Linked DNA regions of Mus musculus: region 1 is linked to region 2. The links are chromatin contacts, found by Hi-C or POLR2A ChIA-PET in ENCODE. All regions are on one chromosome and are shown on one strand. The core of a region is the stretch at or near the end of the contact, and the rest is flanking DNA. Distances in the headings are between cores, read along the strand shown. Region 1 holds the start of Fam107b (family with sequence similarity 107, member B). Region 2 holds the start of Cdnf (cerebral dopamine neurotrophic factor).

What was found. Hi-C counts contacts between places; a loop is a spot of excess contacts on that map. ChIA-PET counts read pairs that join two places held with the same protein, here RNA polymerase II (POLR2A).
Region 1: a map of T-helper 1 cell shows a loop between it and region 2 (2.1-fold over the local background). The contact joins the promoter of Fam107b here to the promoter of Cdnf in region 2. A Hi-C loop is called at or near these places in 1 of 37 maps with a recorded cell type or tissue (T-helper 1 cell). POLR2A ChIA-PET finds 5 or more read pairs at or near these places in 4 of 5 experiments (Patski and embryonic stem cell).

Annotation. Positions count from the first base shown.
Region 1 is chr2:3,712,100-3,714,799 of GRCm38, reverse strand. Fam107b (family with sequence similarity 107, member B) reads right to left here and starts at 1,342. Exons shown (of 4, transcript NM_025626.4): 1 at 1,164-1,342.
Region 2 is chr2:3,511,631-3,514,330 of GRCm38, reverse strand. It overlaps Cdnf (cerebral dopamine neurotrophic factor), which reads right to left and starts at 1,266. Exons shown (of 4, transcript NM_177647.4): 1 at 1,090-1,266. The coding sequence starts at 1,204. It overlaps Hspa14 (heat shock protein 14), which reads left to right and starts at 1,517. Exons shown (of 14, transcript NM_015765.2): 1 at 1,517-1,697. The coding sequence starts at 1,641.

The DNA.
Region 1 (2,700 bases), core at 93-2,592, 200 kb before region 2:
CACATACACACACACACACACACAAACTTCCCTGCCACCTATAAAGCAAATACACCTTCATCCTCAGGGTATGTGTGGGTGGTGGCCACATGAGTGACCTATCTTCTGGTTTTTAATTTATCACAAATATATATGATTATTAATTCAAAGTTGTAAAGCCTGAAACTCCAAACACTAAGGAACCGTCCCTAGACAGGCATCTCTGACAGGATTTAGAGCAACTTTAACATGTCCAAATGCTAGTGAGGTAGCATGCCTAGAGAAAGTGTACCTGTTAGCAGGGAGGCTCAAATTCAGAAAGTCAAGCCAAACAGGGCTCCTTCTGTTCCCCTGTTGGCGCCTCCAGTATCACCCCCCATTCTGACTAAGTAACCTCACTTAGCAGTCCTGGACAAAAATCTGAGAAGGGATTGGGATGGCTGGTGTGTGCACTTCATCCTCTCAACAGGAACTCTCTACATTTCAAAGAGAGCTGGGGACGCTTCACTTCCAGCACACATGTCAAAACTTGGCTCTTATACACCAGATTACCTCCCAGTCATCCAGAAATGTTTCAGGAGGCAATCACTGAGTCCCCCAAAAATGTGGGGACTTCTGCGCTGACATCACCCAAACCCCCTGGCTTGACCGGACTCCAAGAGGCACAGCAGAGTCCAACATAGAAAAGTTACTTGCAGACAGGAAACAGTGTCACTACCACCTTTCAAAGCAGCACGACCCCGCCTTTGTCTGCCGGGTAGGAGCCGGCTTCGGGACGCTGACCCTGTCCTGCTGCCGGGACAGGCAAGGCGGGCATCTGGCCCGGGGCGCGCAGCCACTGCAGCCTGGGTCTTAAGGTCTGGGTCTGCAGGGCCGAGGATGCAACAATGAACCAACCAAGCAGCAGCCTGGATTCCCCCCTCTCCAGGGGGCCCCTCCGCCCCGGCGCCCCTCGATCCGGGCCGCCGCCCGGGCCCTGCACCCTAGACCTCCCCAAGCAGCGCAGGGCCACCAGGCTCCCCGCTGCTCGCCTACGCCCGAGGGACCGCATACCCCAGCCCGCCCTGCAGGCCAACGACAGGGTCCCCCAGGCCGGGGTCAGACACCCGTCGCTTTCTCCCGGCGGGCGGCCGCCTTGCAAGCCCCTCGTCTTTGTGTGAGAAGTAAGTGTGGGGCCAGCCTACCTCGCACAAAGGCGCGCTGCTCCCTGGCGCGCTCCGCTGCTGGCGTTGGTACCCGGCACCTTAGCCACCGAGGTGGCGAGAGGGCGGTTCCGACGGCGGTTGCAACGCCGGAGTAAGAAGCCCGTCCGGCTCGGGGCGGCTCTCGCACCCGGCGGCCTCGCGCGTCAGAATTAAGTGGCGGGGCGGGCCGGGGACGGGGCGGGGCCGCTGAGTCATCACTAAGTCACGCCCAACTCCTAGGCCACGCCCCCGAACGGCCGACCACGCCCCCCGAGCTTTCAGCCTTGCTTTGCCCTAGTGGACTCAGATGAGAGCTCTGGATCCTTGGTCATGTGGCAGGGGCCTCTGTTGTGCGGGTTTACTTTCCTTTGCTTGGGTGCCCAGGAAAGGACCAGGAAGGTGGAAGGAAAAGTTGTCACCTGTCTAATGGAAGGTGTCAGCTGCAAGTTCACGGGGCCCACAATTTAAAATTCATTATGCATCTGCTTTTGAGTTTATTTCTCATCTTTCTGTCTCTCCTTTGTATATGTGTTTCTCTCTGTCTGTCCCTCTCATGCTCTGTCTCTCTGTTTGTCCTTCTCTTGCTCTCTCTGTTTCTCTTTCTGTTTGTCCTTTCTGTCTCTCTGTGTCTTATGTCTTTATGTATCTGTAGCTCTCTTACTGTGTGTCTATGTCTCTATGTTACTGTGTATCTCTTATTGTATCTCTGTGTTCTCTCTCCTTTTTGTTCTCCCCCACCCCTTTCTCTTCGGTCTGTTGAAACCCTGCCAAATATTTTTTTTGGAAGAAAATCAAAAAAGGAGTTTGTTATAATTACATAAAGTCACAGTCAACTGAAGGCTCAGAACCCACTGACCTGGGCTTTCCTCTCCACCCTCACCAAAGGGCAGATGGAGAATTTAGATCAAGGAAGGACTGATCTGATCTTTAAAAAAAAAAAATCTAATTTCATTCTCTAGCTCTCCTGAATTGTTTCCCTGCCCTACCCAAAATTCCAAGGGTGCCATTTACATGAATCACGAGTTCAGCCATTTACATGAATCACGAGTTCAAAAGCAGGCCCTGTCTCAGGGTGAGAACAAGGCCAGCAGGTTGATGGATTCCATACCAAAGCCTTTTCATTTTCTTGGCAACAGATGACTAAGGATTTATTTATTAGGAAACTTTTCTGACTCAAAGAGCTTAGGTCATATTTGCACAGGGGGAAAAATGCTGTCAGTGGATTTCAATGAGCAAATTACCTATTCCAAATGTTTCAGTCTTACAGAGTCCTCTTAGCCAGCTCCTGGGCATCCTCCCAATCCAGGAGCAATAGACACACTCACCCCAGGATTCACATTACTTCACATTAGTCTAAAATACAGCACGTAATAGTGATAACTTTGCAATATTCCTTTGCCGCTTTCTCATAGAGGTAAGCCAACAATAATTTCCTCAGAGCCTTCCCAGTCCCAGGGGCTCTCTGCTGTGCTTCACTCGCAGTCTTCTGCCATTCACCCCCATGCATGGAGTTTCCTCTCCCCCTGATGGCTCCCTA
Region 2 (2,700 bases), core at 17-2,516:
GTCACTGTCCTCAGCCACACCAGAAGAGGGCATCAGACCCCATTACAGATTGTGAGCCACCATGTAGTTGCTGGGAATTGCACTCAGGACCTCTGGAAAAGCAGTCAGTGCTCTTAACCACTGAGCCATCTCTCCAGCCCTTTTTTGTTTATTAAAGTAGTTTCATACATCAATCTATAATGATTTCAAAATAGTTTGAAGTTCTATAATAAAATCCTGCTTGCCCAAGATGAGATCTTTAACTGAAATTATAACTGTTAAACCAGTATCTTTAGCTACAGAAATTTTAAATAACATCTAAACTTATTTTAAATTTCTAGAGGAAGGTTTGATAATTGCTGATAGAAAGCTGGACTCCAACTACTATTAATACTATTTACTTACAATAAGACTCAACTGCCCATTCCACATGAATCTTGTCTCCATTTTCTGTTCAGTACATCTGCTCTCAAGATGAGAAGATATATGTTTACATCACTTCAATAAAACAAGAAGTGCTACAGTGGTCCCAAAGGGACTATCAAAACTGTTCATCTTGGCTCTTGTTAACAGTCCTCTACAAAATACACTGTTTTTTTGTTTTGTTTTGTTTTTACAAAACCTAGGTACTATAACACCCTCAAAACCAGGTGGGATGGTGGAATTGAAGGTATGATCGCCAAGTCCACAGAAGAAAACAGGCGTCTATTTTATCGTTCTCTAGGAATTAATGTGCTCCTTTGTAAAGCAGCTTGTCTATAAAGTCCTAGTCAGCCGTACCCTTGTCTTTGATTTCAGCAACCCTAACGTATTGCCATGTTTTATTTACCTCCTAGGAATGGCAATTAGTTTGAACCTCAAAACATGTCTTCTGAGCAGAGAAGCAAGTCTCCTCGGTTAGGAGCAACAAAATCAAGTTGGCAGCGGAGACCATTTGCACAAAATCTAATACGAATCCTATTTCACTCCTTTTTCTGCGCCACCTTAATAATGACAGCAAAAGCAGAAGGGTGAAATGTTATTTACAGCTTGGGCCGGGAGAAGCTGCTTAGGCAATTGCTAGGCTGAGCGCGGTGTCGCCGCCATGCAAGCAGGTCACACACCGCTCACCTTCACAGTCAGCCCTCGGCCCCACACCGGCCTCCAGGCCCTGCGCCAGCACAGGGTTCGAGATACAAAACCCGGCGCAAAAGGTCACCAGAGCAGTTGGACTGATGCACCGCATGCTGAGCCTGGGACCCGGAACTACCCACACCTTCCTTACTGTAGTGGGGGCTGCCTCGTGAAGCCGGAAAGAGGCAGGAAACAAGTGACGCAATCTCACCAGGCGTTCCCATTGGCTCTGATGAACGGCGCTCAGGAGAGGGAGGAGCTAATGACCCTCTTCCGGGCCTTTCCGGCTTGAGCTTGAGCAGACCGGCGTTTACGCCGGGCTCCCAAGGAGCGCGGAGTGATGCGCTAAAACTATTGGCTAACCGTTCTGATGAAAGGCGGCATCCTTATGTTGATTGGCTGCGACTTGGGAGGCCGGCGCAGCAGACCGGACGCAGTAGGCGGGCGGGAACGTGAAGTCTCCGCAGTGCCTGATGGGCTTGTTCCGAGGAAGCTAGCTGAAGCTGCTGAAGGGTCCTTCGTTGAGCTGCCGTGGTCTCCGCCGCCTTATGGCGGCGATCGGCGTGCACCTGGGCTGCACATCAGCCTGTGTGGCTGTCTACAAGGTGAGCCTGGGAAGCTGTCTCCGGGTTCCGTGGCGGCCACCCTGTTTTCTGGGCTCCGGGTCATCGGCCCGGGAACCGTGCGTGCAAGCAAGTGGCAATGTTGCGGGTTCTCGGCTCTCCCTCCAAGGCCAAGCACGCTGTGTGGAGGGTGGATACAGAGAGCCGGATCTTGGATACTCCAGGGTATCCTGGACGTCTTGGCTGTTTGAGGAGTTTTAGGGACGAAAAGGCCTCAAGCATGCAGGGTGCACTTAGGAGACCGGGCCATAGGATGCCCAGAAGAGTTCAAAAGACGTCAGGGCTCCAGGATGCCTGGAGTCCTCGGGGCGGGGGACATCGTTCTTGTAAAGACGCCTAGAACAAACCTGGATGTCAGGACCCCCTGGATGCTAGAGAAGTCCTAGTGACAACTGACCGCAGAGTCCCTAAGAGGTCACGGTGACGTCACTGGTTCGGGGTTCCCGGAGGTGGGAGGTATTTGAATTTCTGAGCAACCAGAGCACTGTGTAACTGCCCTCGAGAGAAGGGTTCCTAGTTAAGAACTGACTCTTGCTGTACACACTTGATTCTAGAACTGAGAACTTAACAAGGAACTATAGCTTTTTCCTCCTCAATATCGATGGAGAAGGAACAATGTTAAGGAATTTAACCGATGCTATCTTCGGTTTTAAGTCTCATTCGATTTATCAGGAAAGTCCCAGGGGAGTAGCTACTTCGTTTGTAGGGAAGCAGGTGGAAAAGCTGTATTTGTGGGAGAGTCGTGTAATCATGCTTGCTAGGTATAGAATGTTGTATACATTTGATCCAGCTTACTGCACAGATCTAAACGGGAAAATGCATGGGCTAGAAGAAGCCTTTTATTAAACTATAAGAAACAAATAGTGGCAGTTAAAAGACCAGTTTATGAGGGACAATCTAAGAAAGAGAGACACTGCCAACCTAGTAAGGTTTTGCAAGGTGGAGTAGTCTGAGGACTGAACTCGGGTAGCCTTGTGCTTTTATT